Regions from separate parts of the Homo sapiens genome. Here region 2 is linked to region 1. Evidence: chromatin loops called from intact Hi-C (ENCODE). Cell type or tissue: CD4-positive, alpha-beta T cell. All regions are shown on one strand. Links, peaks and the distances in the headings refer to the core of each region. The heading gives the core; the rest is flanking DNA.

Evidence for each region. Peaks named below come from ENCODE experiments on the same cell type or tissue, not always from the same donor. Only the 100,000 strongest peaks of a DNase experiment are listed, where the experiment ranks them.
Region 2: a loop joins it to region 1, with 2.6 times the contacts of the local background. A loop is called at or near these places in 6 of 110 quality-filtered maps.

Annotation. Positions count from the first base shown.
Region 1 is chr12:29,419,606-29,436,367 of GRCh38, reverse strand. The region is part of intron 1 of OVCH1-AS1 (OVCH1 antisense RNA 1); the gene reads right to left. It also overlaps a transcript of OVCH1 not described here. Among named protein-coding and RNA genes, the nearest start is that of OVCH1-AS1, 39 kb to the right of the region's middle. In CD4-positive, alpha-beta T cell, for the core only: a CTCF peak has its summit at 8,191; DNase peaks (open chromatin) are centred at 7,467 and 8,207.
Region 2 is chr12:29,079,912-29,096,673 of GRCh38, reverse strand. No RefSeq gene overlaps it. Among named protein-coding and RNA genes, the nearest start is that of FAR2, 61 kb to the left of the region's middle. RefSeq lists an enhancer at 10,244-10,293. In CD4-positive, alpha-beta T cell, for the core only: CTCF peaks have their summits at 7,642 and 7,845; no DNase peak of the experiment used is centred there.

The DNA of each region.
Region 1 (16,762 bases), core at 4,679-12,678:
ATTTTCATCTCACTGAGGTATAACTTGGAGTATGTTTTCTAGAGAAATATTTTTCAAAACTAAGTTCATAAAGTACTGGGTGTCTCAACTTTTAGCTATACTTATATTATTAAAATAAGCTTTATGTATGTGCAGAGATGTTAACACACTAGATTCATTCAGCATTTTTATAGTGGCCAAAATGGAAAATAGTCTAAATCTTAGTCTAAATAATTAACAAAAATATAATATAAATTATAAATTTATGCAGCCATTAAATAAAATATTGTCACATAATTTTTAAAATAAAACACCTGTCATATTGAGTGAGAAAATCAGGATGAACTATATAATTCAAATTTGTTTAAAAAGTAAATGAAATACAGGTCTAAAAAGATCAATATGTTTAATTGGACATCTTTATAAGATTATGAGTAATTTTTTTTGAAATTCTCTAAATTTTTCCCAGTGAATAAATAAACATTTCTAATTTTAAGGCTATAAATAGGGAAAAGAAGGAGGAAAAATATGTCTTGTTCTACAAGCTGAAATGGATTCATAGTGGAGCAGTTACAGGGAGCTTCATGACAGTATTCAAACCATTTAGCAGCCTGCCTCACAAGAAAGGGAACCAGATGAGATTACATCATCTTCTGAGGGGTGCTTTAGAAATCTTAGGGTAGTGGGAGGTTGAAGGAAACTGCTATTACCAATACCCTTTTTAAGTCACGGGGCCTCCGGGTGCGGTAGCTCATGCCTGTAATCCCAGCACTTTGGGAGGCCGAGGTGGGCGGATCACGGGGTCAGGAGATCAAGACCATCCTGGCTAACACAGTGAAACCCTGTCTCTACTAAAAATACAAAAAATTAGGCGGGCGCCTGTAGTCCCAGCTGCTCGGGAGGCTGAGGCAGGAGAATGGCGTGAACCCAGAAGGAGGAGCTTGTGGTGAGCCGAGATCGCGCCACTGCACTCCAGCCTGGACGACAGAGCGAGACTCCGTCTCAAAAAAAAAGTGGTTTTTAAGAGACAGGTTCTCGCTATGTTGTCTAGGCTCAAGTGCAGTGACTATTCATAGATATGATCGTAGTGTATTCAGCCTTGAACTCCTGGGCTCAAGCAATCCTGTTCCTCAGCCTCCCCAGTAGCTGGGACTACAGGCTCACGCCACGGGTCTGGCTGTTCTAAGAAATACTGTCTAAAATGTTTCATTTTGACCAACTAATGGGTTTGACTTGTGTGGCAATTACTGCAACTTGCCTGTTATAAATTTGGCCACTGTGGATAAATGAAGGTTATATGTAGCTAAAGCTCAAATATACTTGCTAAAAATATTATATTTCAGTTTGGTGACAGCAATAACTTTTTAGTTCCCTGAGGACCCAGTCTTAGACCATGTCACCTTTTCTTACAACATATAGTTTTTAAAAGATGTACCTAAGTTATTCCGACATCATAAGAACTGGGCATTATGTCCTAGTTGATTTAGAACTACTGTCTTAAAACTGCTTAGACTCAGGAATAGGGAACATCCAGCTCTCTATTCTAATTGGCTTTTATTCAGTTATTTTTCCCATTTTTATATTGATATAGCAGAAATTTATAATTTCAAACATAAGAATTTTTTACTTTGCTCAATAATCTTTGTCTTGATGAATAGTAAGGTTTTTTTTTGTTGTTGGGGACAAGGTAAATTATGTGAAAGAGATTCACTTTTATGAAAATCTCTTACGATTTTCACATATAATGTCATTTTGGCCATGAAGAGTTTTCTCTGAGAGACTCTTTTTGTATTTCTGGTAAGTCCATTTTTTCCCTATTTGTTGTTTTTGTTCAATTTCTTGTGCTTCTTTTGTTCCATATGTATGTTTTTGTTCAATTTATTGTGCTTTATTGGGAAAATTTTGTTATCGAATAAGTAAATTAATAGATTGTAATTCTTTGTTTCATTTGTCAGCTTTAGGAAAGGACAAAAATATAATATTTAAAATTCTGACTTCTGTAATCTGTGGAGGCCTCATGCTAAACCTGTATGAAGTACAAGATTGAGCAGATTTTTTTTAACACCTAAGCATACTCTTTATTTTTCTGGATACTTGGAATATTGCGACAATACAGTCAGAAATTTTTATCCCTAGCAAAGAAGTTTCAAGTAGCTTTTCTCTTTTGGAATTCACTTCCTGAATGTACTAATATCAAGAATAATTTGTCCTTTTTTTCTTTACTTGTTTGATTAGTTCATATGTGTTAGTTGTAACCAGATTTTTGAAAGATACGCTTTGTCCGTCATCCTGTGGTTTGAGCAAAGGCACTAATAGCATTATGAAAACGGGTAACTATTGCAAATTATAGAAATCGGATATCATAGAGAAACATTTGCCATTATATTTAATTCTGAATATTTATTAGAATTCCCTCAGTACTTAAGATTAATCCATTCACACTCATTTTTTTTTAATCAGCCAGCAGGCTTTGCTTTACTGCCCATTTTACCTTTTGTTTCTTTTTTTTTTGGACATGTTAATTGAAATACAGTTTGGGAGGCATTTCCATTAAAAACATTTTACTTAATTTTAGTATGATAATGTAAGAAGTGTTGGAAAAAGAAAACAGAAGAAATTTGCATCAAATTTAAGTTATGTAAGTATATCATAAGGGACTAACATAAAATAGAAAAAAATCTCACATTTAAACCGAGAATTATTCAGACCACCAACAAATTGTTGTAGGAATATGCCAGGCACTATTCAAAGAAATGAAGATTGAGCAATGAACAAGACAGTCCCTGCCATAGTAGCACTTACAGTCTAGTAATGGAGATCGTCAATAATCATATAAAAATATATAGTATATTAAGTTACTGTATTAGTCCATTTTCATACTGCTATGAAGAAATACCTGAGACTGGGTAATTTATAAAGAAAAAGAGGGTTAATGGACTCACAGTTCCACACAGCTTGAGAGGCCTCATAATCATGGCGGAAGGTGAAAGAGGAGTAAAGGCACGTCTTATGTGGCAGCAGGCAAGAGAGCGTGTGCTGGGGAACTGCCTTTTATAAAACCATCAGATCTTGTGAGACTTATTCATAATCACGAGAACAACATGGGAAAAGCCCACCCCCATGATTCAATTACCTCCTACCGGGTCCCTCCCCAGACACATGAGGATTATGGAAGCTACAATTCAAGGTGAGATTTGGGTGTGGACACAGCAAAACCATATCAGTTATAAAGAAAAAAATACAGTGTGCAACAAAAATATATAACAGAGGAAGCTTGTTTACTTCGATGGAGGACAGGGAAGGGAATCAAGGAAAACTTGGATTTCTCTTTTTTTTAGCAAGACTCCATGGAAGTTATTTATACTCACTGTCTCCCCTTTTGCCCTCTCGTTTTTCTTGAATTTATCCTCATATGGCTTTATTTTTTTCCTACCATTTCATGGACACTGTTCTTGCTGAAGCTATCAATGACTTCCACAAGTCCAGATTTGGTAGTCCCTTCTCAGTCATGACACAGACGAGCTCTCCCTCCTCAAATCTCACTTGTTTTGGTCTCCAAAAAAGGAGAGCTCACTGGTCTCCTTCAGAGTCTTGGCTGGTTTTTCCTCATTTTCTCTATCACTGTCAGTTGAGGTATCCCAGGACCCAGTCTTTGACTCTCTTCCTTTCTTTACCTATACTCCTTCCTTAGTGATCTCACCCATTCTCTAGCTTTAAATACCATCTATACAGTGATAACTTCCAAATTTATATATCCAGTCCCAGCTTCTTTATTGAACACTAGCACTGTATATCCAAGTGTCTCCCCTTCCACTTGGCTATCTAATAAGAATCTCAAACTTAACATGACCAAAATTGAACCCTTGATTTCCTACCCCTGCCTCCAAGCTCTTCCTCCACCAATCTTTCCCACCTTAGTAGATAGCAACTCCATTTTGCTAATTAATTACTCAGGCCATTAAACTTGGTCCACCTTGATTTCTCACATTCCACATCAAGTATAGCTCATCAGTAGGTCTTTCAGTAAAATAGAGCTAGAATGCTACTACTTCTGAACAATTCCACCATAATATTTTGGTACAGCCTTCCTTTAGCCAGTTTTATGTGTAATAGCCAAAGTGATCATTTTAAAATGAGTAATTGAGATCATGTTTATAATCCAATGTTTTCCTAACTCATTCATAGTAAAAGTCCTTATAGTGCCTACAAGATGCTATAGGATCTGGCTCTTGACTATCCCTTTGATGTCTTCCCCTGCTACTTTTCCCAGTGCTCACTTCATACCCAGCCATGCCAACCTTGCTGCTGTTCCTCAGCAAGCATGCCCTCTGCTATATCCCTGAAACCTATAACTATGCGTGGTAAATAGTACTCAAGAATTGTTTATTTGAATAAAGGTAATGACATTTCAGCTAAGGCAGAGTAGGAGTGGAAAATAAGGAGGTAGCTCCTTAGCTGATGAATGGGTTAACAAACGTGTCTATTTTGCTTAGGCGAATCCTCCTGCCTGAGAGCTAATGTATGAGTAGGGGTTAACTCAGGTAAGAGACTCTTATTACATATATTCATTCTGTTTTTCAGATAAACATAGAAAACCTTTAATGTAGACATGTTTTTCGTGACAGAAGAATTATAATAGATTTATATACCCCATGTGTGAGGTTTATTCAAGATCTGACTCATTTTGTGTTCTTAAGATTGCAGATAAAACACGCTATGAGAAATTATGATATGTCTATGTGAATAAGAAATATAGAGCCATTATAATTTATATGAGGTAGTTAGTAGCATGGAAAAATGGTCACAATAAATTAAATAGGGGGAAAATGTTGTAATGGTATAAAATGGAATACAATTTTTTAAACATATACAGCATAGAAAGACTTTGCAAGATTTACATTAAAACATGAATATTGGTTGCTTAAAGGAGGGACTATAGGAGGATTTTTTTTTTGAGACAGGGTCTTGCTCTGTTCAGGCTGCAGTGCAGTGGTGTGATCATGGTTCACCGCAGCTTCAACCTCCCAGGCTCAAGTGAACCTCCCACCTCAGCCTCCCAAGTAGCTGGGATCACAAGTACACACCACCATACCTGGCTAGCACTTTTGTTTTTTTTGGTAGAGACGAGGTCTTGCTGTTACCCAGGTTGGTCTCAACCTCCTGGGCTCAAGCAATCTTCCTGCCATGGACTCCCAAAGTGCTGGAATTACAGGCGTGAACCACCATACCCAACACAACTTTTTATCTCCTCCTTTGGACTCTATTTTTGAAACTTTCTATAATGAGCATATATGCATTGCTTTTATAATCAGAATAAAGAAATATGTTATAAAAGTTTAATTGGGTGTATTGACCCTGAATGTTCTTATTCTATATTCCATGAGAGGAAAAATTAAATACAATCATAGCCTTGGGAGATTGCTTGGTGCCTTAGCAAACCGTTTCTGCCTGGACTCACAGGGGTACTCTGGGAGGGCAGCTAGAGGTACTGGGAAAAGGCCACATGGAGAAGGAACTCTCCAACTGAACTTTGTAACAATTTGAACTGATCAAGAAGCCTCCTGGCCAGAACTCAAGGGAGGGTGTTAATCTGGTGTGCAGACTCCACAGGCAGGAATAGAAGGAAAGCCATACTTGATTTCGCAGCTGGGAGGTGGGTAGCCTGGGACAAATTCTCCAGCTCTGCTCACCCACTGCCTGGAAACAGACTCAGTGCTTTTGGAGAGGGCATGGTGGAAGTGAGACAAGCCCTTTGGATTGTGTGGAGCTGGGTGAGGTCTGTGACTGTCAGCTCTCCCCCAGTTTCCCTGAAAACCTGCATGACACAGCAGAGACAGTCATAATCCTCCTAGGAATGTAACTCCATTGACCTGGGAACCTCACCCCAATCTCCCACAGCAGCTGTAGCAAGACCTGGCCAAGGAGAGTCTGAGCTCAGACACACTTAGCCCTGCCCCCACCTAATGGTCCTTCCCTACCCACCTTGGTCACTGCAGAGGGCATATACTCTTGGGAGTTCTAGGGGCCCGCCTATCACCTGTTCCTCCCCATTCGACCACAGCTGGTGCTCTCTGGAAAATGCCACCTCCTGGCAGGGGGCCAACCAGCACAAAAATAGTGCTAATGCTATTTCATAAATGATATTGAAGTTATGTTTTATGCAGTTATGGGGGAAGTGAAATATTACTATGGCATTTGCAAATTTAGAGAAGTCCTAAAGATCTTAGGTCACATCTCTTGAATATCAAGTGTCAATTCACACACCTCTAGACTGAAGATAATAATACCTGTATCTTATGATTGTGAAACCTAAATAAGATCATGTATGAAATAGGAGTGACAAAAATAAATTGAAATGTAGACGTGGTGTGACTTAATGGATTTACAGTTTGTGATTTAAGGTCAAATAATTCAGGCTGTTTGCTTTTGAAGTGGGGGTCCGTTTTTCCAAACAGAAGTCATTTAAACATAAGTAAGGATCTGTGGATACCAAGAAGCAATGATAGGAATTAATAAAGTATGCTACAGTTTAGGTTTTAATGACCTACTTGTAGACATTCCAATTAGATTCAAGTAACTTCTCTTTTTGATTATTGTATATTTTTTCTCTTTGTCTCAAGGATGTCCAGTATTGGATTTGATTCCAGTGACTTCTGTTGAGATCACATCTCTTGATTATCCTAACAGTTAACTCAACATGCTGAATTACACTTGGACTTTTTATTCCACAACAGTAAATAAAATGAAGGCCATGATTAAAGACTTTATAACAGAAGAATCTTTGAACTGTGATTGGGATTATATAATATTTATGATAGACCATATCAGCAATCAATTCTACTTTGTAAATTTATCTTTCTTAAATGGCCTACACTAACTGGCACCAAGTATTTATATAATGAATATACATGTAAAACATGACCTACATTGGCCTTGGGAACAATAGCATTTGTTGTCAGTGATTTCTCATCAGATCCTTCATTAGAATCCTATAGCATTATTGAGCACAGTTGGATGAGTATGAGATCACACTCACTGGATCTTTATTCCTTCCCAATCCTGGCTTGTCTTGACTTTTTAGTACAAAAATTCCTATCTCATTTAACCATTAGTTGGCACTCTTGGTTTTGTCCAGATGCCATATGTTTTAAAGGATTTTATTTCCTAAATGGCATTTTTAGATGGTAACTTTTTTGAAAATGTATTTACTCAGTGTTACCAGTATCAGGTTTTATACTCATAATATAGATGGCCCTTTTTAGACCTCAGATAAATTAAAGTGGAGAAAAGTTCCATTAGCCAGAATAATCTTTACCGATGAGTGGTGCTGAGGACTAAGAAATTAATGGTTGGAGGTGCTGGGAGTCAAACTCAGGGCCTTGTACATGAGAGGCACCTGTCTACCAGTGAGCTACACTCACTTACCAAGCTTGAATAATCTTTAGAAATGTATTGGTCACATAGTGTCTGTCATGCTTGAGCATTTGGCAGTATTCCATCATGAGACTGACTCATAGAGGGAAACTTTTTGAAACATTTTGTAATTGAGTATTGCATCAACTTCTCTAGTTTCCTCTTAGTTCTGCCACTTAGGACACCATTAAAATCCATTTATTGCACAGGTCAAGAGGAGGATTTTGATGCTTTCTTTTTCCAGGGACCTTGACCCCTCCTATGATAGTTCCAGATTTATAACACCATTAAGTTCAGAATTTTGCTTTGAAGTTCCAAAGTTGCCTAACTTTCCTATCAGTAAGTATGGCTCTTATTAGATTATAAAGCAATTGGGGTATGGAGGAGGGGAAGATTTATAAGTTCAAGCTATTGGTTTTCCTTAAGATGAACCATGGGTCTCCATAGCACCATACTCTTCAACCCTAATTCCTGTCAATACCCTTTCACCAAAGACCCTAGAAATGTACCTGTAGTTGAACAAATTGCATTTTGCACTCATTGCAGAGAGGGAGTATACACACCATGGAAAACCATGGGGTATCTCAGTAAGAAGGTGTTAGAAAAACCTATAATAGAGGTAGAGCTTTGGGTAATTTTGGAGAGGGTCTAAGGAAATGGACTTTGTTCTGAATTGGTTTCTGTCAGGAAGTAGAGCAATTTTACGATGGCTATCTCAGTCAAAAGGAGGCCTGGCTAGAGTAAGGATAAAACTGTAACTGGTAAAGCAGTAGCAGTTCCTCATTTTAGCCAAGAGAGGGAGGAGAGTGGTATTTTGGTGGTTGCACACAGCCGTTTTTTGTCTTACCTTATCATAGACTAGCACCGCCCTGTCTGCTGTTGATGTCCTGTGAGACAGTGTATGTCCAACAGGAAAATAACATGGTCCAGCTGCGAGCATCAGACCAGGTTCTCTGTATGTCAGGGACTGCTTTTCTCTTTCTCACTCTTTAATATTCTCCAAACTGGTAACATCATTCCTCTTTAAAAGCTCAGATTAATCAAAATTTCAGAGGTGTCAAATGATTACAAATGAGACAACCTGAATTTCTGTAATGAGCCTGTGTAATTCTATATAACAGTGAAGGGATTTGCATTTATTTGTGAGCTCGCACAATTTTACTTCAATGAACCATGCAATTTCTGTAAAGATTTTGGACCTAATGAATATAGACCCCTGTTGCTACTCTCCTGGCTTCCCCGTTAGCTAGGCTATCACCCCATTCAAGCTGCTATAACAAATACCATAGACTGAGTGGTTTCCAAACAACAAATATTTATTTCTCACAGTATGGAGGCTGAGAAGTCCAGGATCCAGGTGCCAGCAGATTTGGTGCCTGCTAAGGGCTCACTTTCTGGTTCTTAGGCACAGCCCATTCTCACTGGGTCCTCACATGGAGGAAGAGGCCTCTAACCAAGCACATTCTGTCTCAAGTTTCACGTCCTCAATCATTCAAATGCTACCTTACCTGAGACCTCCTCTATCATACAATCTAAATAGCCTTCCTTAACCTTTTCTTCTAGGGATTGATCATGGCCTGATGGAGTATTATCTTTCATTCATTTATAATTTGTCTCTTCTACCAGAATTAAAATTTCCTGGCAACAGAACTTTGTCTCTTTTGTTCTTGCTGTATCCTCAATGTCTAAAGCACTGCTTGACAGAAAATATTTGATTTTTAAAAGAAAAAGTGGAAAAAATGGCCCTGAATGAGGGAAGAGCTTGGTAACTTAGGGAACTGTCAGAGGTCAGAGTGACTAGAGAGAGATTGAGCAAGGACAGACTAGAATGAAGTGGGGTGGTGGAGCAGAGAGGCTTTCTCCAATTGTGCAGCTCAGGCTATGATAGTGACTTTGGATTTTATTCCAGTTCAATAGGAGGTCATCATAAGTTTTGACAGGGGAGTAATTTGAAGGCTGATCTGGAGTGACAAAGTGAATTGTGTCTATAGTTATGAGGCTCTTGTCTACACCTGCACTGTCCAATCCATGTTGCTATTTAAATGTAAATTAGTTAAAATGAAGTAAAATGTGACAATACCAACATTTCAAGTGCTCAGTAGCTACATGTAGCGAGTGACTACCATATTGGACAGCAAAGATATAGAAAGCTCCATCATTGCAGAAAGTTCTATTGCACTGTTTTAGACAATAGATGATGTTGCTTTAGAGGAGGATAACAATAATGGAATGCGAGTGAAGTAGACAGATCTGGAGATAGAATGGAGAGGATTTCCTGATGGATTGAATATGGAATTCAGTATGCAAATCAAGAATGACTCTTAGGTTTATGATGTGAGACACTGGAGAAAGCATTTATGGAGATGGAAAATATGACAGGGAGAAAAAGATTTATAGAGAGATATCTGTTTGGGCCATGCTAAAAACATTGCTCTGATATATCCAGATTGAGTTGCCACTAGTTAGCTAGAGATAGAACTCTTGAGCTAGTGGAGGATTTGGAGCTATAGATATCAATTTGGGACTTTTCAGTTTCTCACTAATTTAGTTATCCTTTCTCCTACATCGTCTATCTTCTCTATCATTCTCATCAGTTTCAAACATGTTCTAATATTATCTATCATTTAAAACAAACTAAAACTAATGTAAGTCAGCAATTATCCCATTTCTCTGCTTCCTTTTAAAGCAAAATTTCTCACTTTTTAAAGGGTTGATGGATTTAGGAAGTTTATGGGATCAATGGCTTAGAAGGTCATGGTGAGATTAAATAATTGTAGCAAAGAAATATTAATATACTTAGGAGGTGGTGATTTAGAAAGTGGGATGTTTGAACTAATTCCAGAGGTGTCAAATGATTACAAATTCAGAGCAGCGATAGTAAAGAATTAAAAGATAAAGGGAATCATAGTACCATAGTACTAGCTGAGTCTCACAAGTTCTTTACTTGTTGGTGTGCAATCTGGTTACTAAATATTTTGAATATCCCCCTTGGTCAAACACAAATTTAAGGAACGTTGGCAAACTGGAGTGCATCCAAAGAGCATAATGAGCAGGATGTAGAAGGGTGTGGACATCCTGGGCATGTTTACCTTGGAGAAGAGAGAAGACAGAAGGATCATAATTCTTTTTAAATATACATGGAATTCTCATGGAGAGGTTCTCAGGCCATGTACAAAACTTGTTCTGCTTAATATTATCTAATAACTTATTAAATATTTACCATTATCCAGGCATTGTTGAGCTAAGACCCAATCTCATGAAGATGAAAACTCTTAATCTTTTAACAATCTTATGTAGGTAGGTTACATTATCTTCATTTTAAATATGAGACAAGCAAGTCACAAAACTGTTAAATAAATTGCCTCCAGTGACATCGCTAATAAGTAGAAAACGTGGGACTCAACTGAAGCACTCTGTGTTCTTGGCCACTATTCTAACCACGTGGTAGTCATCACATTGATGCCTTTTGACACAAGGAGAGGAAGAACAGTCTAGAAATTAGATCAGTTTAAAAGGAGAAAATGCTGATAAGTTCCAGGTCATATCTTCAAGGCGAGCATTATATGTTTTGGATTATTTTAGAGTAAACTCTGTATTAGGTGTAATGTTCAACTTAATAATCTAGGAGCCTGTATTTAAACTAGCCCCTTTTCCAGCCACCTATCTTCAACCTACAGGCTTTATAAATGTGTTTTCTGTATTTCTGTCTAAGTCATCAATGAAATACCGTACTCGGTGGAACCAAAGACAGAATCATTTCCATACCATTTAGACCTTCCCTCCAGGTTAACATTTCTTGTATGGTTATTTAATCACCTGTGGAACTTCCTAGCCACATAATTATCTACGTACCATTTGCTGTCTGTTCACAGGGACATCACAGGCACTTTATTAAGTGCTTCATTGAAGTCAAGGTTCATTAAGTTCATCCCATTCCCCCTAGCCACCATCTAATTAGCTCTTTTAAAAAATGAAATTAGGTTAATTTAATGTGGCGTGTTAAGGATCCCATGTTGCCTTCTCATGACCACTGATTCCTCCTCCAAGTGTTCAAAAACCATCTGTCTAATAATTTGCTGTAAAAATTTTGCTGAGGTTTATTTTCGTTTAACAAATATGTATAATACTTTGTAAATACCAACTGATTTAATCCTAAGAAAATATTGTTTTTATCTACATTTTGCAGATGAGAATACTGAGGCACAGACAGAGATTGAATAACTTGCCATATAGTTAATATGGCAGGTTATTATGGAGTTATTATCTCCATTTTGCAGATGAGATTATCGAGGCACAGAGAGAGGTTGAGTAGCTTGCCATATAGTTAATAAGGGATAGAGTTGGTTCAAACCAGCAGTTTGGTTTTAGAATCTGTGCCTGTAAGCACTAAGCTATGTCCCTTCACTGACAGGACTTTGGAAACCCCTACACCTCTCTGTTTTTCTCTGTCTCCTACCTACCGCCTTATGCTCCCAAACATCCTTTTTGAAAAACAGAGTAACAGTTTCCTGTTGGGAACAGGCCCCCCAAAATCTGGCCATGAACTGGCCCCAAAACAAAATCTCTGCAACACTGTGACATCTTCATGATGGCCATGATGCCCATGCTGGAAGGTTGTGAGTTTACTGGAATGAGGGCAAGGAACACCTGGCCCACCCAGGATGGAAAACTGCTTAAAGGCGTTCTTAAACCACAAACAATAGCATAAGCGATCTGTGCCTTAAGGACACACTCCTGCTGCAGATACTAGCCAAACCCATCCCTTTATTTCGGCCCATCCCTTTGTTTCCTACAAGGAATACTTTTAGTTAATCTATAATCTATAGAAACAATGCTTATCACTGGCTTGCTGTTAATAAATACGTGAGTAAATCTCTGTTTGAGGCTCTCAGCTCTGAAGGCTGTGAGACCCCTGATTTCCCACGCCACACCTCTATATTTCTGTGTGTGTGTGTCTTTAATTCCTCTAGCGCTGCTGGGTTAGGGTCTCCCCGACCGAGCTGGTCTCGGCATTTTCCCATTTCCATTATTTTAAAACTTCCAGGTTATTTGTTGGTTCTACCCAGAACCCCTTTACTTGACATGAAAGCATCTCCAAGGTTCCCCATCACTTCCATTCCACCAGATAGAGCTGCTTTGAGGATAAGGACGATGTAGAGATTAACTACTCCCCTCCTTTCTTTCTCGGATTTCTGAGATACCGTTATCATGAAGACAAATCAATAGTGTTTCATTGTTTTATTTTAGGAGAACTTAAATGTACAGCAAATGTCCTGTTACTATCAGGACCACCTTTGTGCCAACTTCTGTGTTTCTGAATTTTAAAAGAATCATTATTGTGTTTTAGAGCAGATTGTCCCATTACTTTTGTGTCTCTGTCTAGTTATCTTCGCGCAAATGCCCTTTTTTCCTCCCATCCTTAGGATAACAGATTGCCATACAAGTGTGTACCATTTTTTCTATCAGGTCTTTCCCTTTGATCTTTTAAAAGCTATACTCTTCCATTGTGGCACTCAAATCATGAGTTCCATCCTACAAATCTTGATCTTGTATTCCTGACAATCATTCTTTTGTTAATATCAACAGTTTGGAATTTAATGTTACCTCTTTGTCCTCTTTCAGTTATGTCATTGCACAGAAAAAGTACTTTAATTATCGAATATGTCTTTCATTGCAGCTCATTTACATGGCTCCAAGAAAGAGTTTATCTTGATATCCAGTGCTGCTTACCTGACTGTGCATTTTAAGACTGATGAGTCTGAGAGAAAGAGGTTTTAAGCTTATTTTAGAAGAGATGATTCAGGAGCAATCACAGAAGAGCAATATTGAGACCCAATTTCCTATCAGTGGTAAGTAATTGCATTAAAATGTTTATTAAAGCAGATACTGCATAAGCTTTGAAGTAGAACCTGCAGCCCATTGGTTTAAGGGTCACTAGTAGTCTCCCTACTAAAAAAAGAAAAGGATATCTTCATTTCAAACCATTCCTTAAGGCATAATACTGGTAGTTCCAAATGAATCATCTGAGGTAATAAAGTTAATTTGTGTATGTGCGTTTATTATTTTTAAGAAATAATGATAAACACGAAAGTCAGTCATTTGCTATTTAAATGACCCAGTGGGGACATTCAAGCCAAAACAGAGTTCATTGTATTTCCATGTCTCTCTTACCATATCTCTTCTACCAAGTAGCTACCCCTCACCCTCATAAAGTTCCCAGAAGAGAATAGATTAGCTGAACATGTACTAACTTCTCTGAATAAAATAGAAACAAACTTAATGATTTTCTACTTATCCAATCTACTTTTAAGCCATAATTTCATCAGTTGTGCTTAAGATTTAAAAACCTAATTAATTTGTTAGTTTATGCTCCCACTGATATAGTCTTCATCTTGCAAATGAATGAACATATTAGGTGAATGAAACTTTCTGTCCTTCAACAATACACATACCATCAATTAAAAACCTAATTAATTTGTTAGTAGGAGGTCCTCTTGATTAGAGTGTAATTCAGGTGGAATTCTAATGACCAACCTTCAGTGAAATGTCCTTCTTGACATCACTTTGTCTTTTTTAAGACAGGGGAATGAATGGGCTCTTTGAAGAGTCCTTGATTTGAGCCTCATCATTCTGTAGGTGAGACTTTGAATAGTTTAAGGGATGCTCATCTAATTGACCTTTCTGTCTCCATTGCTTTTATCCTTCCATATTTCATCTCTAAATTGACCCTTCATTCTCACAGTAAAAATATTTCTATTGCCTCATTTCTTTAAGTCTTCCTTTTTTGCAGGTTGGATACTAATAAAATATTGCTGTTACACATGTGTACAAACAGCCCAAAGGTCTAAGACTGAGCATATAATGTGGATTAAAATCCACCCTTAAACCTTAATGCAGTGAAAACAGTTTTGAGTAAACAACTTTTTTTCCTAAGATCTTGGATAGTCTTTTGAGGAGTTTGCATGATTTTGGCATATATATTTAAAAGGAGAAGAGAATTGATGTTTTATACATATCTGAAAAGGAAGTAGAAATGAGTTTTAACATAATATTGAATAAACAACACAAATCCACTGTGCTAGAAACTTTTTGTTTTAAATACATGTCTGGTATGAAATAGAAATCTCCAGTAAATAATTATATAAATAAGCACATATCCTAATTCTCAAATTTTTGTGTATATTTAAGAAAATTCATACTTAAAAACATCTCTTGGTTTTTAGTTACTAAAATTATTTCCTGGAGAATTTCTTTTTAAATTTGAGAATGGAATAAACACAGTGCTGGAAATTTTCCTTATATGTGTTCTTTATATATATGTTGTATTTTGAATACGTGTAGTGTAAAGTGTTTTGATAAGTCTAGATATCTGTTACACTGGAATAACACAAATAATGCCACAGAAAGAACAATGACCAATAATTTCATGATTAGATGCAATATTTTTATTTTAAAAATCAGTTTTATGTTTTGAGTATCCTAAAGATGCATATATTAATATTTTAGTTAACTTTATTGATCTTCTTATTTTAAAAGCAGTGCAAGAAAAGGTAAGTCTCATCTCTTGATCAGAATCCTAGTTTTGAACCTAAGAAATGCCTCCATTCTGAAATTTTAATAGACTTTTATAATTACTTTTATATAATGTTTTGTTATTACTTTTCTAAGGGATAACAATAGAAAACAATACAGGAAGTTGGCCAACCCAAGACAAACGTAGCATTCCAGCTGTTGACCAATTTCGAATGGAAAATTCGGACAGAAATACAAATGTGCTGCCAGCCATGCTTGGAGAGCCTAGGTTGGTTGGTAGCTGTGCTGCATCTGCAATGTCATGGCCCTGGCTAGTTAGTCTGCAGCACCCAGACAACATTATTATAGAGGCTCCCTGGCCACAAAACAGTGGGTCCTGGCAGCAGTGCATTCTAACTTTAGGTCTGTGCCTGTGCCTGTGGTGCAGGGTCTCTGAGACTGCTTGTTCAAGGGCTCACAATGGGTGTACCCATCTGCTCTCCCTATGTCACAAGAAACATTAAAGTTTATGCTCCCGCTGATATAGTCTTCACCTTGCAAATCAATGAACATATTAGGTGAATGAAACTTTCTGTCCTTCAACAATACACATACCACTAATAGTTTTTCATTTTAAAAGCTGCTTTTGGCCGGGCGCGGTGGCTCACGCCTGTAATCCCAGCACTTTGGGAGGCCGAGGCGGGTGGATCATGAGGTCAGGAGATCGAGACCATCCTGGCTAACAAGGTGAAACCCGTCTCTACTAAAAATACAAAAAATTAGCCGGGCGCGGTGGCGGGCGCCTGTAGTCCCAGCTACTCGGGAGGCTGAGGCAGGAGAATGGCGTGAACCCGGGAAGCGGAGCTTGCAGTGAGCCGAGATTGCGCCACTGCAGTCCGCAGTCCGGCCTGGGCGACAGAGCGAGACTCCGTCTCAAAAAAAAAAAAAAAAAAAAAAAAAAAAAAAAAAAAAAAAAAAAAGCTGCTTTTTCCTTCCAGCTCTTTTTAAAATAAGTGACTAACAATGCTGCCCTCTCTTTCCTCATCTATAAAATGGAGATAATGATGTCTTAACATGTGTGCATCAGCTTCTGAACATATCACCTAGAGCACTGGAGTTGCTAAACGGTGGGTCTCCTTCCTCCTTGCTCTCCTCTACTGACTGATCATCATACCTGCTCCCAAAATAAATATAGAAAGTTCTGAAAAATTTTAAAGAATGCTCTTGGAAAGAAAATTTTTTCTTTGATTTCATCTGAATCTTGTTTCCATGTGATATTGAGACATTATCTGAAAATTCCTTCCTCAGTTTAAAGGTTGCTCAGTACTAAAATTCTGATATTTCTAATATTGGTCTCCCAGAAGTAGTGAGATGGTTGAGAACATCACATGATGTCCCATAGCCAAATGATTAAATATAATGTTTTCAGTGTCTTCAAAGTAGCAGTTCCTTCTATCTGCTCAAATAACTTGGTGAGCAGGACCCTTCAGTGAATCAAAACCTCATTTTCTTTATCATCCCCCAACTTTACTCTTGAATAGGTAAATCTCAAGAAGTCATCCTTATAAGGCAATTTTCAGACTTTCATGTGTTCAAAACTGTTTGGGGAGTTTGCAATCAAATTTTAGAATCATAATTTTGAGTTTTGATTTGATGAGTTACATCAGATTCTAAATTTTTAAGGCAATGCCAGACTTAATGCATAGTTCCTAGACACTTCTTTGAAAACCATTTTACAGGGAGTAAATATAACTTTCAGAATATCTTTCAGAGGCCATTATATAAGTGTATAACATCTATTATTATAATTGTAATAATGCACAGAATCATTATCTTGAGGCATCATGCATCTTAAAAA
Region 2 (16,762 bases), core at 3,175-11,174, 340 kb after region 1:
TTCCATTTGTTTGCATCCTCTTTGAGCAGTGGTTTGTAGTTCTCTTTAAAGAGATCATTCACATCCCTTGTAAGTTGGATTCCTAGGTATTTTATTCTCTTTGTAGCAATTATGAATGGGTGTTTACTCATGATTTGGCTCTCCATTTGTCTGTCATTGGTATATAGGTATACTTGTGATTTTTGCACATTGATTTTTTATCCTGAGACTTTGCTGAAGTTGCTTATCAGCTCAAGGAGATTTGGGGCTGAGATGATGGGGTTTTCTAAATATACAGTCATGTCATCTGCAAACAGGGACAGTTTGACTTCCTCTTTTCCTGATTGAATACCCTTTGTTTCTTTCTCTTGCCTGATTGCCCTGGCCAGAACTTCCACACTATGTTGAATAGGAGTGGTGAGAGTGGGCCTCCCAGTCTTGTGCCAGTTTTCAAAGGGAATGCTTGCAGTTTTTGCCCATTCAGTATGATATTGGCTGTGGGTTTGTCGTAAATAACTCTTATTATTTTGAGATACATTCCACCAATACCTAGTTTATTGAGAGTTTTTAGAATGAAGGGCTGTAGAATTTCGTCAAAGGCCTTTTCTGCATCTATTGAGATAATCATGTGGTTTTTGTCATTGGTTCTGTTTATGTGATGGATTATGTTTATTGATTTGCATAAGTTAAACCAGCCTTGCATCCCAGGGATGAAGCTGACTTGATCATGGTGGATAAGCGTTTTGATGTGCTGCTGGATTCGATTTGCCAGTATTTTATTGAGGATTTTTGCATCGATGTTCATCAGGGATATTGGTCTAAAATTCTCTTTTTTTGTTGTGTCTCTGCCAGGCTTTGGTATCAGGATGATGCTGGCCTGATAAAATGAGTTAGGGAGGATTTCCTCTTTTTCTATTGATTGGAAGAGTTTCAGAAGGAATGGTACCAGCTCCTCTTTGTAACTCTGGTAGAATTTGGCTGTGAATATTTCTGGTTCTGGACTTTTTTTAGTTGGTAGGCTATTAACTATTGCCTCAATTTCAGAGCCTGTTATTGGTCTATTCAGAGATTCAACTTCTTCCTGGTTTAGTCTTAGGAGGGGGTAGGTGTCCAGGAATCATTCCATTTCTTCTAGATTTTCTATTTTATTTCCATAGAGGTGTTTATAGTATTCTCTGATGTTAGTTTGTATTCCTGTGGGATCAGTGGTGATATCCCCTTTATCATTTTTTATTGCATCTATTTGATTCTTCTCTCTTCTCTTCTTTATTAGTCTTGCTAGTGGTCTATCAATTTTGTTGATCTTTTCAAAAAACCAGCTCCTGGATTCACTGATTTTTTGAAGATTTTTTTGTGTCTCTATCTCCTTCAGTTCTGCTCTGATCTTGGTTATTTCTTGCCTTCTGCTAGCTTTGGAATTTGTTTGCTCTTGCTTCTCTAGTTCTTTTCATTGTGACGTTAGGGTGTCTATTTTATATCTTTCCTGCTTTCTCTTGTGGGCATTTAGTGCTATAAATTTCCCTCTACATACTGCTTTAAATGTGTCCCAGAGATTCTGGTACATTGTGTCTTTGTTCTCATTCGTTTCAAAGAACATCTTTATTTCTGCCTTCATTTCCTTATTTACCCAGTAGTCGTACAGGAGCAGGTTTTTCAGTTTCCATGTACTTGTGTGGTTTTGAGCAAGTTTCTTAATCCTGAGTACTAAGTTGATTGCACTGTGGTCTGAGAGACAGTTAGTTGTGATTTGTGTTCTTTTACATTTGCTGAGGAGTACTTTACTTCCAACTATGTGGTCAGTTTTGGAATAAGTGCGATGTGGTGCTGAGAATAATGTGTATTCTGTTGATTTGGGGTGGAGAGTTCTGTAGATGTCTATTAGATCTGCTTGGTGCAGAGCTGAGTTCAAGTCCTGGATATCCTTGTTACACTTCTGTCTCGTTGATCTGTCTAATATTGACAGTGGGGTGTTAAAGTCTCCCATTATTATTGTGTGGGAGTCTAAGTCTCTTTGTAGGTCTCTAAGGACTTGCTTTATGAATCTGGGTCCTCCTATATTGGGTGCATATATATTTAGGATAGTTAGCTCTTCTTGTTGAATTGATCCCTTTACCATTATGTAATGGCCTTCTTTGTCTCTTTTGATCTTTGTTGGTTTAAAGTCTGTTTTATCAGAGTGTAGGATTTCAACCCCTGCTTTTTTTTGCTTTCCATTTGCTTGGTAGATCTTCCTCTATTTTGCCCATTAGTTGATGCAGTTTCTTCCTAGCATAAATGGTCTTTACAATTTGGCATGTTTTTGCAGTGGGTGGTACTGGTTGTTCCTTTCCATGTTTAGTGCTTCCTTCAGGAGCTCTTGTAAGGCAGGCCTGGTGGTGACAAAATCTCTCAGCATTTGCTTGTCAGTAAAGGATTTTATTTCTCCTTCACTTATGAATCTTAGTTTGGCTGGATATGAAATTCTGGGTTGAAAATTCTTTTCTTTAAGAATGTTGAATATTGGCCCCCACTCTCTTCTAATTGTAGGGTTTCTGCTGAGAGATCCGCTGTTAGTCTGATGGACTTCCCTTTGTGGGTAACCTGACCTTTCTCTCTGGCTGCCCTTAACATTTTTTCCTTCATTTCAACCTTGGTGAATCTGAAAATTACGTGTCTTGGGGTTGCTCTTCTCGAGGAGTATCTTTGTGGTATTCTCTGTATTTCCTGAATTTGAATGTTGGCCTGCCTTGCTAGGTTGGGGAAGTTCTCCTGGATAGTATCCTGAAGAGTGTTTTCCAACTTGGTTCCATTCTCCCCGTCACTTTCAGGTACACCAATCAAATGTAGATTTGATCTTTTCACATAGCCCCATATTTCTTGCTTTGTTCATTCCTTTTTACTCTTTTTTCTCTAAACTTCTCCTCTCGCTTTATTTCATTAATTTGATCTTCAATCACTGATATCCTTTCTTCCACTTGATCCAATTGGCTATTGCAGCTTATGCATGCATCACATAGTTCTCACGCCACAGTTTTCAGCTCCATCAGGTCATTTAAGGTCTTCTCTACACTGTTTATTCTAGTTAGCCATTCGTCTAATCTTTTTTCAAGGTTTTTAGTTTCTTTGCAATGGGTTCGAACATCCTCCTTTAGCTCAGGGAAGTTTGTTATTATTGACCTTCTGAAGCCTACTTCTGTCAGCTCATCAAAATGATTCTCCATTCAGCTTTGTTCTGTTGCTGGTGAGGAGCTGCGATCCTTTGGAGAAGAAGAGGTGCTCTGGTTTTTAGAATTTTCAGCTTTCTGCTTTGGTTTCTCCCCATCTTGTGTTTTTTTTTCTACCTTTGGTCTTTGATGCTGGTGACCTACAGTTGGGGTTTTGGTGTGGATGTTCTTTTTGTTGATGTTGATGCTTTTCCTTTCTGTTTGTTAGTTTTCCTTCTATCAGTCAGGTCCCTCAGCTGCAGATCTGTTGGAGGTTGCTGGAGGTCCACTCCAGACCCTATTTGCCTGGGTATCACCAACAGAGGCTGCAGAACAGCACATGTTGCTGCTTGATCCTTCCCCTGGAAGCTTCATCCCTGAAGGGCACCTGCCTGTATGAGCTGTCAGTCAGCCCCTACTGAATGGTGTCTCAGAGTTAGGCTACACGGGGGTCAGGGACCACTTGAGGAGGCAGTCTGTCCATTCTCAGAGCTCAAACACCATGCCGGGAGAACCACTGCTCTCTTCAGAGCTGTCAGACAGGGACGTTTAAGTCTGCAGAAGTTTCTGCTGCCTTTTGTTCAGCTATGCCCTGCCCCCAGAGGTGGAGTCTACAAAGGCAGGTGGGCCTAGTTGAGCTGTGGTGGGCTCTGCCCAATTCGAGCTTTCCCAGCCGCTTTGTTTACCTACTCAAGCCTCAGCAATGGTGGACACCCCTCCCCCTGCCAGGCTGCTGCCCTGCATGTCGATCTGAGACTGCTGCGCTAGCAGTGAGCAAGGTTCCGTGGGCATGGGACGTGCCGAGCCAGGTGCGGGATATAATCTCCTGGTGTGCGGTTCGCTAAGACCATTGGAAGAGCACAGTATTTAGGCGGGAGTGTCCAGATTTTCCAGGTACAGTCTGTAACGGCTTCTTTTGGCTAGGAAAGGGAAATCCCCTGACCCCTTGTGCTTCCTGGTGAGGTGAAGCCCCACCCTGCTTCAGCTCACTCTCCATGGGGTGCACCCACTGTCCAACCAGTCCCAATGAGATGAACTAGGTACCTCAGTTGGAAATGCAGAAATCACCATCTTCTGCATCAATCATGCTGGGAGCTGCAGACTGGAGCTGTTCCTATTTGGCCATTTTGGAATGGAAAACCTGGAAGACATTTTATGTAGAATTTTACATCTTTGAATAAGGAGAGTCTAAGAAAAAGAGAAAGTCCAGTTATTTTCCAAATCTTAAGTCAGATACAATGAAAATACTGGTGTATCAGGACCATTTGCATTGTTCAACTTAGTTATGAGGTGATTTCACTGGAAACAGATAAATCTAAAAATATGAAACAAAGATTTTCTCATACTTGCTTGTTTAAAAAATTGTGGTAAATATATATAACATAAACTTTACCATTTTAACCTATTTAAATTACAACTCAGTTGTAGTAAGTGCTTTCACATTATTGTACAACCGTCACCAACATTCATCACTGGAACTTCCCCCCCATTTAGTTGACACATGATTGACAAAAAAATTGTATATATTTAGGGCTTAAAGCATGATTTTTTTCATTTATCTATACATCTGTGAAATGATTACTATGATTAAGCTAATTAAGATATCCATTATCTCACATAGTTACCATTTGTGTGTGTGTGTGTGTGTAGTGAGAACACTTGAGATCTGTCTTGGAAAATTTCAAGAATCCAACACATTACTATTAACTATAATCACCATGCTGTACATTAGGTCTCTAGTTCTTATTTATTTTATAAATGAAGGTTTGTACACTTTGACTAATATCTTTGCTTTTTTTTCTCACCTCCAGGTAACCATCATTTTACTCTGTTATTATGAGTTAGACTATTTTTTTTTTTAGATTGCACATATAGGTGAGATAATACAGTATTTGTTATCTTATGTCTGGTTTGTTTCACTTAGCTTAATGTTCTCCAGGTTAATCCATATTGTCACAAGTGGCAGGATTTTCTTCTTTTTAAAGGCTGAATTTAATTTCCATATCTTAGCTCTTGTGAATAATGCTGCAATGAATATAGGACTGAAAATGTTTTTGTTTTTTGATAATAAGTTGTATGAGTTTCTTATATATTTGGGTGTCACCCCTTTACCACATATATGGTTTACAAATATTTCTCTTATTCATAGGATGTCTTTTCATTTTGTTGTTTCCTTTGCTGGACAGAAGGCTTTTATTTTCATATAGTCCTACTTGTTTATTTTTGCTTTTTTTTGCTCATGCTTTTGGTGTCAAATTGAAAAGACCATTGCCAAGGCCAAATACAAGTAGTTTCCCTCTATGCTTTGTCAAGGAGTTTTATAGTTTAAGCTCTTACATTTAAGTTATTAATCCATTTTGAACCCCTTTTTGTGTGTGCTGTAGGTCTTCCTTTCCTTTCTTTCTTTCTTTCCTTTCCTTTCCTTTCCTTTCCCTTTCTTTCTTTCTTTCTTTCTTTCTTTCTTTCTTTCTTTCTTTCTTTCTCTCTCTCTCTCTCTCTCTCTCTCTCTCTCTCTCTCTCTCTCTCTCTCTTTCTTTCTTTCTTTCTTTCTTTCTTTCTTTCTTTCTTTCTTTCTTTCTTTCTTTCTTTCTTTCTTTCTTTCTTTCGAGTCTCACTCCTGTTGCCCAGGTTGGAGTGCAATGGGGTGATCTCAGCTCACCACAACCTCTGCCTCCTGGATTCAAGCAATTCTCCTGCCTCAGCCTCCCAAGTAGCTAGGGCTACAGGTATGCACCACCTCACCCAGCTAATTTTGTATTTTTAGTAGAGATGGGGTTTCTCCATGTTGGTCAGGCTGGTCTCAAACTCCTGACCTCAGGGGATCTGGCCACCTCAGCCTCCCAAAGTGCTGGGATTACAGGCATGAGCCACCATGCCTGGCCCAGATTCTTTCTTTTCTTTTGTTTTAAACTGTGGCTTTTCAAGTTTCCTCACATTATTTATTCAAGAAACTGTTCTTTCCCCCATAGTGTATTTTTGGTGTCTTTGTCAAAAATTAGTTGACTGTCTATGCTTGGGTTTATTTATGGGTTTTCTATTCTGTTTTATTGGTCTATGTGTCTGTTTTTAATCCAAGTACCACACTTTTTTTGATTATTATAGCTTTATAATATGGTTTAAAATCAAGAAGTGTGATGTTTACAGCTTTGTTCTTCTTGCTCAAGATTGCTTTTGCTATTTGGGGTCTTTCATGGTTCAATACAAATTTTAGAATTTTTTTCCAATACTATAAAAAAAGTCATTGGAATTTTGATAAGGACTGCATTGAATCTATAGATTACTTTGGGTAGTAGGAGCATTTTAACAATATTGATTCTTTCAATATATGAATATAGTACATCTTTTTATTTATTTGTGTTTTCTTCAATTTCTTTGATCAATGTTTTGTAGTTTTCAGTGTAGAAATCCTTCACCTCTTTGGTTAAGTTTGCTCCTAAGTAATCCAGTCTTTTTGATGCTATTGTAAATGGGATTGCTTTCTTGATTTCATGGTTGGACAGTTGGGTGTTAGTATATAAAAGTACAACTGCTTTTTATATGTTGATTTTTGTGTCCTCCAACTTTACTTAATTTGCCTACTAGTTCTAAGAGTTTTCTGATGGAGTCCTTAAGATTTTTTTTTACGTAAGACTAAGTTATTTGCAAATAGAGAACATTTAACTGCTTCCTTTCTGATGTGGATATTTTTATTACTTTCTCTTGCCTAATTGCTCTTGCTAGGGCTTCCACACTATGTAAAGTAGGAATGGTGACTATGGACAACCTTGTTTTGTTCTTAAACTTAAAGGAAAAACTTTTAGCTTTTCACCATCAAATATAATGTTAGCTGTGGGCTTGTCATATATGGCTGTTATTATATTGAGGTACATTTGCTCTTTACATAATTTGTTGAGATCTTTCTTCTAATCCAGGAACAAATCCCACTTGATCATGGTGTATGATCTTTTTAATATGCTGTTGAATCTGGTTTGCTAGTGTTTTGTTGAGGATTTTTGCATTTATGTTAATCAGGGATACTAGCTTGAAAAGTAATTTTCTTTTCTTGTAGTGTTCTTGTCTGGCTTGGTATCAGGGAAATGCTGGCTTTGTAAAATGAGTTACAGAGTGTTCTCTCATCTTCAGTTTTTGGAAGAGTTTAACAAGGGTTGGTACCAATTCTTTTTTATGTACTTGGTAGAATTCACCAGTGAAGCCATCTGTTCCTGGACTTTTCTTTGTTAAGGAATTTTTTATTAATAATTCAATCTCTTTACTCATTATTGGTATATTCAGGTTTTCTATTTTTTCCTGATAATTTTTTGTAGGTTGAATGCTTTTAGGAATTTATTTCTTTTCTTCTAGATTATTCAATTGGTTGCTATATAATTGTTCATGGTAGACTCTTATCATCTTTTGTATTTCTGTAGTATCAGTTGCAATGTCTCCTTCATTTCTGATTTTGAGTCTTCCTTTTTTTGTCTAGCTAAAGGTTTCTCAATTTTATCTTTTTAAAAAAAAAAAGTCTTAGTTTTACCAATTTTTCCCAGTGGTTTTCTAATTTCTATTACATTTATCTCTGCTCTGATCTTTTTTATTTTCTCACTTTTGTTAAATTTGGGCCCAATTTGTTTTTCATCTAGTTCCTTGAAGTGTAAAGTTAGAAATTTTACTAAGTTTTACCAGTGAGTTTTACACTTTCATATATTTTTGTGTTGCTAATTAGTATTTTTTTCTTTCTGCTTAAGCACTCCCTCTAGTGTTTTTTATAAGGAAAGTCTAGTGGTGATGAACTCCCTCCCCTTTTGTTGGTTTGGGAGTCATTATTATCTCTCCCATTTCTGAAGGACAGCTTTGCCAAGGAAAGTATTCTTGGTTGGTAGTTTTTTTCTTTCAGCACTTTGAATATATCATCTTGCTCCCTCTTGGTCTTCAAGGTTTCTGATAGCCTTATTGAGGTTCCCTTGTGTGTAATACGCTTCATTTCTTTTCAAAGCTGTTTTCAAACTCTATTTGTCTTTGATTTTGCTTGATTATAATGATTCTTAAGGAAATCTTTGTGTTGAATCGATTTGAAATCTTTGAGTTTCATATACCTGGACATTCATAGATCTCCTCAGATTTGAAAATTATTCTGCCTGCATTTATTTAAACAAGCATTGTGCTTTTCTCTATTCTTCTGAAACTCTAATAATGGAAATATTAGGTCTCTTCATGGTGTCCCATAAATCATATAGGACTTTTTTCTAATTTTTTTATTCCTCTTTCTCCTCTGACTGGATAATTTTAAATAACGCATCTGTGAATTTGTTTATTCTTTCTTCCGTTCAGTTAAGTCTGCTGTTAAACTTCTTAATTGCATGTTTTAGTTGTCATTGTATTCTTCAGCTCAAAAATTTGTTTTTTTTTTAAAATATCTTCTATCTTGTTGAACTTTCAATTTTGTTTTTGCATTTTTCCTGATTTCATTAAATTATCTGCTTTATCATGTAGCTCACTCAGGCTTTTTAGAATAATTATTTTAAATTCTTTGATAGGCAGTTTGTGGATCTCCATTTCTTTGGGCTCAGTTAGTTGAAGTTTACTGTGTACTTTTGTTGTGCCATGTTTACCTGATTCTTTGTGATCCTTATAGCCTTGAGTAGGTGTCTGCACATTTGAAGAAGCAGTCAACTTTTTCAGATTTTATGGACTGGCTTCCCTAAGAAAAGTCTTTCATTTGAAGGAGTGGGGTGGGGCATGCTGGAGTCTGTTCTGGCACTGGATCTAGTAGTGTGCTGTGCCAAGTGTGGAGCTTGTGGTGGCTCCAGGTTTGGAGGGGATGTTTTGTGTCTCATCAGCTCAGACAGCTAGGATTCATGACATTAGCAACTGTGTGATCCTAGGCAGCAATAGCTGTAGGAGTTTCATGGTGGCAGCTAGGATTGTTGGGGACCTCAGTAGCTTCTCCAGGTTCAGCAATAAGGGATGGGAGCAGGCAGCAGGAATGGGGGCTTGGGCTGGCAGTATGCATGTGCTTGGCTTTAGAAGTTGGGTGCAGACTTGTGCATAGTGACAGAAGCTAGCTGTGGACACACATGTGTCACATGTGTGTCAGGGCTAGGGGAGGGGCTGGGGCCAACTGTGGACACATTCATTACTGGGAGTTGACAGTGTATGTCATACAGTTATAGGAGTTAGAGTTGGTGGTGTCTATGTGTGTGGCTGCAGGGCTAATTGCAGATTTGCTCACAGCAGTGAAGGCTGGTGACAGGTGTCAGGCTGCAGGGGTCCACCATGGGTGCAAGCACAGTGGTGAGTGCAGGCAATGGGGGGCAGGATCAGCTGTAAGTGCACATGCAGTGGCAACCAGTGAGACTGGCAGTAAGCAAGTATGTGGCTACATGGGCCAGCTATGGGCACATGCGTGGATGTGTGAGGCCTGGCAAGGGGGGTTGAGGCTGGCTGCACACGTGCACACGGCTGCACATGTGGCAATGGGAACTGGGGCCTGTGGTAGGGGCCCAGGCTACTTGTGGGCACGTACACTGCAGCTGTGCTATGTATCCAGGCCAGGGATTCCCCAGTAGTAGTGGCTGGGGGTGGCTCCAGGGAGAAGGGAGGAGAGGAATAGCAGCTCAGGCAGCTAGATAATGCAAAGGTGATAAACTTCAAGGCCCTTGGTGTTGAAAGCTAAAGGGGTCCCCTGTGGCTTTTCTGGCTGTTGCTTTCCTAGGCAGCAAAAGCTGCTGGAGTCCTCTGCAGAACAGACCACCGGGGTTTGTGATGGTGAACAGTGCAGCGTTCTCAGGAGTGAAATCTGTGGGGCATGCATGGTGGCCACCAGGGCTCTGGACGTCCTCAGTGGAAAAGGCTGCTGGTGTCCTGTGCAGAAAAAGTCCCTGGGACCCTGGCGGTTCCTGCAGCTTAACTGATAATGGTAACTCCCACCTTTTTGTGTCCCTAGTCATCACCGGATGTCTCAACAATGTTGGTCTCACCAGCAATCTGGGTGAGGTGAAACTGAGGTGGGTCACTTAGGCAGGGTCCTGAAAGGCTGGGGTAGCTGGTTGTTCACCTCACTGTGCTTTTTCCTGTGAGGGGAACTCCAGAGCTGGGGAGTTTCCATGTTGAGCAGTTCTGACCTAGTGAATGGGATGCTGTAGGCAAAATAAAACCATTTTTTTGTGCAGTTATTCTCAAGGTTTTGTGTGTTTTTTTTTTCTTTTTTTGCTTTACTGTGTTTCTATAGCTTTTTAAGTAGGCTCCTGGCTTTTCTATAGTGAATTTTATTCATGGATAGCTGTCCAATTGTTGTTCTTTATGGGGGAGAGGAGGGGTCGAGACAAAGACGGGGACCTCCCCTTCTGCTATCATGCTGACTTCTAGAACTTTTTCATCAACCCAAACCAAAACTTTGTATCCATTAAACAATTTCCTATTACCCCCTCCTCCCAACCACTAGTAACCACTATTCTACTTTCTGTCCCGATAAATGTGCTTATTTTAGCTATTTCATATGAGTAGAATCATATAATATTTGTCATTTTGTCTCTGGTTTATTTCATTTAGCATAATGTTTTAAAGTTTATCTATGTCATAGCATGTATCAATTTTTTTTAAATAGATTTTTAAAAAAGAAGTTTCAGACCTTTATTTGAAACCAGGATTTATCCTTTCAATTGCGAATTACGGGACATCTTTTTTGTGTTTAAAGGTATTTTATAAATTGCCAATTGCTTCTATTCACTTCACTTTCCCTTCAGGCCAAGCAAAGTAATCTCTGTACTTTCCATTCAGTTTCAGAAAATTCAGTGTCAGAAAACTGAATGGAAAGTATAGATACTTCCCATATTCCCTCTGCTTGCCCCTTCCAGAGCCTCCCCAACTATGAACATTCCACACCAGAGCAGTCCATTTGTTACAACTGATACATCTACAATGACACAACATTATCACCCAAAGTTCATAGTTTACCTTAAGGTTCACTCTCGGTGGTGTGCATCCTATGGCTTTTGACAAATGTATAGTGACATGTAGCCACCATTGTAGTATTGTACAGAATAGTTTCACTGTCCTAAAATTCTCTGCGCTGCACTTGTTCACTCCTCTTTCTCCACTAATATTTGGCAACCACCAATATTTTACTGTCTCCATAGTACTGACTATTCAAAAATGTCATATAGTTGGAATCCTATAGTATGTAGCCTTTTCAGATTGGCTTATTTCACATAGTAATATGCTTTTAAGTTTCTTCCATGTCTTTGTGGCTTCGTAGCTCATATATTTTTATCACTGAGGAATATTCCACTGTCTGAATGTACCACAATTTATTTATTCATTCACCTCTTGAAGGACATCTTAATTGCTTTCAACTCTTGGCAATTATGAGTAAAGCTGCTATAATCATTTAGGCAGATTTTTTGTATGGATGTCAGTTTTTAACTTTGTGGGTAAATACCAATGAGTGTGATTGTTAGATCGTGTGGTAAGAGTGTGTTTAGTTTTGTAAGAAACTGTCAAATTTTTTTCCAAAGTGGCTGTACCATTTTGCATTTGTGCCAGCAGTAAATGACAGTGCCTATTGCTCCATGTCTTTGGAAGTATTTGATGTTGTCAGTGTTTTGAATGTCTGCCATTCTAGTAGGTATACTGTGGTATCTCATTGCAGTTTTAATTTGCAAGTCCCTAGTGACACAGGATGTTGTACATCTTCTCATATGCTTATTTGCCATCTAGATATCGTCTTTGGTGAGGTGTATGTTCAGATATTTTGCTTGTTTTCTAATTTAATTGTTTGCTTTCCTATTGTTGAGTATAAAGAATTCTTTGTATATTTTATATACCAGTTATTTCAGATGTGTGTTTTGCAATTTTTTCTAGTCTGTGGCTTATCTTTTTATTCTCTTGATGCATCAGAATTTTATTTCTTTTTAGGGGTGAATAATTTTCTAATGCATGTTTATACCACACTTTGTTTATCCATTGATAGACATTTAGAATATTTTCACCTTTTTCTGCGAATAATACTGCTATAAATTTTGTTGTAAAAATGTCTGTTAAAGTCCCTGCTTTCAATTCTTTTGGGTATATAACCAGAAGTGGAATTGCTGGACATCTTTTTGCTTTTAAAAATTCTTCAGTAGTGTAACTAAGCAATTATTCTCAGTTTTTATTTCTGTGAGCAAAGTAGTCAGGTAGCATTCACAAAAAGACACTATTATAACAATCTTTGTTCTTCATGTAGCTTTATCATTTCTTGTTAGTAAGTGAAGAATTAATCAGCAGTCTGCCAGATTCAGGCAAGTAATTATGATTCTTGACTGCAAATGGCTTTGCCTGCATGGAAAGTGAAGTGAATTGAAGCAAATGACAATTTATAGAATACCTTTAAAAATAAAAGAGATGGCCCATAATTCCCATTTGAAAGGATAAATCCTGGTTTCAAATAGAGTGCTGATAAAATAGATTAGAATAAAAAGACCTGCAAAAGCACCACAGAGAATCCAGATGGAATCTCATCCCTTGCTTCTTTATAATCTACAAATACCTAACAGCAGTAGGACAGTATCATTGTATTTTCTATGCAAAAAGTATAATTTTCTATTTTATTCTCAAAATGTCAGGAAACAGGCAGAGGAACTCATGGAGATTTGCAATCTCAATATATGAAAAAAGACAATTATTATAGATATGCAGCCTTCAACCAGGGTAACATTTCATCAGGTGTGCATGGATACTGGATTAAGTGAGTTTATGATCTGAATGTAAAGCATGTATTTTGCATATGGGGTCTAGAAAAGAGTTATGACATTCCCACTTAATATCTTCTAAAAATGAAATATGCTTAAGCATATTTAGTTAAGCAATATAACTAAAGTTTATATTGAAAATATCATTCTTGTCAGATTCTTGACTATTATCTTAGTTTAACTATGGTTAAATGCTTACCTTCAACAAATACTTCGAGGTCTTTTGGCTTTATTGCTAAATTCCTTTAAACTCTTAAAGAGTATATATTCTCTATAATATAAAATATGTTTCATGTTATAGAAAAAGATAAGAAAAATGAACTAAATTAAACTGAGCATTCACTTGATATTGAAACCTGACAAAGGTGTTCTGCAATGGGATATCATGCTTGTGAGCATAAAGTCTGGAGTTTACTCAGCAAATGAAAGTAGTGTGAAAGAATAGTCCAATACAATGAGGTGGATTTTATCCCAGAAATGGTTTAACTTATGAAAAGTTATTGGCTAAGCATGGTGGCTCACACCTATAATCCCAACAATTTGGGAGGCCAAAGTGGGAGAATTGCTTGAGGCCAGGAGTTTGAGACCAGCCTGGGCAACATAGTGAGACTCTGTCTCTACAACAACAACAAAAAATTAGCCAAGTGTGGTGGCTCACTCTTATAGTTCCAGCCACCTGGGAGGCTGAGGGAGGAAGATCTTCTGAGCCCAGGAGTTTGAGGCTTCAGTGAGCTGTGATTATACCACTGCACTCCAGCCTGGGAATGGAGCAAGACCTTGTCTTAGGAAAAAAAAAAATTCCTTTGGATGACTGAAAATAAAAAAGAAAAAGTTACTAATATTTTATGTTGCTGTAATAGGTCAACCCACAAAACAATAAATAAATAATATTTTCAGCATCTGCTAGAAAAAGCATATGATAAAATTCAATCTCCATTCCTTGTTTAAAAACATTTTTGAGTAACTCAGATTTTCTGTCCCCATTCTTAATACTTGTTTAAACAAGAAACGTTTTGATGACACATATTAAGAAATTTAAAACCGCAGCGAAGTGTTCATTGCTGTCCTATGACTTCCATAGTTTTCTCATTCAGAAAGCTAGAACGTGTCTGGGGCAGATCAGTAAATCTCATTTTGAAATTAGCTCACAAAGTTCTTCTCTCATCTCTCCTCTGTTAGTCAGGTTCTCAGACTGAGCAGAAGGTTCAGAGAGAATGGATTGAAAACATTATTCACTTCTGATCTACAGTTCTTCTGACTGGTTTTCAAGATTTGAAATTTGTTGTTATCCTTTCTTACTCTCAAGCCCAAGCAGCAGTGAAAACATTTAAGAATTTAATTTTGTAACATGATTTTCCTAAAGATTGAGTTTCCTTTTAAGTCCAAGAATCATGTCATGTAAGGTCAAAACATTTTCTTTAGACTTTGCAGGGACTTGTTTAATTGGTTTATGTGATAAAAATGCCTGCCAGGGAGGCTGGTTTCTGCAGCCATTTTTCATCTTTAAGGCATGCAAAAAAACTCTGGGCTACTATCTTCTTAAAACTGCCTTTGTAATTTAACTTTCAACTCAAACAACTTGTTTAAAAACACTCTTTAAGCTAAGCCAACAGATTTCTCTATGTAGCAGATTTATGTGTTTTTAGTTTATGTGTTCACACTGTTTTTCTTTTCTTTAACCAAACTGGTCTTTGTTTAATAAAGTTACAATCATCCAGATCATTTTTCATTTCATTTCTGAGAATCTTTTTTAGATTCAGAGGATATATGTGAAGAGGGTACATTGCTACATGAGTATATTATTTGATACTGAGGTCTGGGATACAAATGGTCCCATCACCCAGGCAGTGAGCATAGTACCTAATAGGTAGTTTTCAACCTTGCCCTGCTCTTTCCCCAACTCTGACAGTCCCCTGTGTCTATTGTTCCCAACTTTATGTCCATTTGTACCCAAAATTTAGCTCCCACTTATAAATGAAAACATGCAGTATTTGGTTTGCTGTTCCTGCATTAATTTGTTTAGGATAATGGCCTTCAGCTGCATCCATGTTGCTGCAAAGGACATGATTTTGTTTTTCCTTATGACTGCATAGTATTCCATAGTACACACACACACACACACACACACACACACACACACACACACACCTATCAATCACATTTTCTTTATCCAGTCAACTGTTGACAGGTACCTAGGTTGAATCCATGTCTTTGCTATGGTGAATAGTGCTGTGATGAATATATGAATGCAAGTGTGTTTTCAGTAGAATGATTTATATTCCTTTGGGTATATACCCAGTAATGAAATTGCTGGGTCAAATGGTAGTTCTATTTTTAGTTCTTTGAGAAATCTCCAAACTGCTTTCCATGGTGGCTGAACTAATTTACATTCCCATCAACAATGTATAAGCCTTCCCTTTTCTCCACAGCTTCACCAACATCTGTTATTTTTTGATTTTTTAATAACAGCCATTCTGTCTCATGTGAGATAGTATCTCATTGTGATTTTAATTTGCATTTCTTTGGTGATTAGTCATGTGGGACATTTTTTTCATGTTTGTTGGCTGCTTGTATGTCTTTTTTTTGGAGAAATATCTGTTTATGTCCTTTGCCTACTTTTTTTTTCATCAACTTTTATTTTAAGTTCTGGGGTACATGTGCAGATGTGCAGGTTTGTAATATAGGTAAACATGTGCCATGGTGATTTGCTGCACAGATCAACCCATCACCTAAGTATTATCGCCTAAGTATTAAGCGCAGCGTTCATTAGATATTCTTCCTGATGCTCTCCCTCTCCCCTCGCCCGCTGAACAGGCCCCAGTGTATGTTGTTCCCCACCATGTGTCCATGTATTCTCATCGTTCAGCTCCCACTTATAAGTGACAACCTGCAGTGTTTGGTTTTCTGCTCCTGTGTTAGTTTGCTGAAGATAAAAACTTTCAGTTCCATCCATGTCCTTGCAAAGGACATGAACGAATTCCTTTTTATGGCTTCATAGTATTCCATGATGTATATGTACCACATTTTCTTTATCCAGTCTATCATTGATGTCTTTGTTCATTTTTTTTTAATGGGGCTATTTATTTTTAGCTTGTTGAACTCTGTAAGTTCATTATAGAGTCTGGATATTTGACCTCTTTTGGATGGCATAGTTTACAAATATTTCTCCCATTCTGTAGTCTGTCTGTTTACTCTATTGACAGTTTCTTTTGCTTTGCAGAAGCTTTTTAGTTTAAGTAGATCCCACTTGTCAATTTTTGTTTTTGTTGCAATTGCTTTTGAGGAATTAGTCACAAATTCTTTGCCAAGGCTGATGTTCAGGGAGCTATTTCCTAGGTTTTCTTCTAGAATTTTTATAGTTTTTAGGTGTTACATTTAAGTCTTCAATCTATCTTGAGTTAACTTGTGTATATGATGATAGGGAGATGTCCAGTTTTATTCTTCTGCAAATGGCTAGTCAGTTATCTCAGGACTATTTCCAAGACTACTTAACACCAGAATACCTCTGTGAAGAAAGAAGTATGTTGCGACAAATAATTTTCATGTTTTTTACAAGAGAGACAAAACAGCAAACGGATATGGATATATAATTAATTGAAGAAACAACATCAGTACAGATGTCAATACAGATGATTTATTTCTAGATATAAAGACAAAACATTAAATATCTCTTGGGCATTGCTTGTTTCAGACAGCTCTTGCAGCAGAAATAATTTCTTGGGTTTCATGAGTGTACACAATATTTTACAAATGCTGTACACCATGGCATTTACTAGTTAAATCTGTTGATTTACCAAATTAGCTGGCAAAGCCACACCTTTTTGGTTTATTACACAAAATCTCTTGAAGTTTGTGTAACGTGTGATCAATATGTTGACTTATTTGAGATTGGAG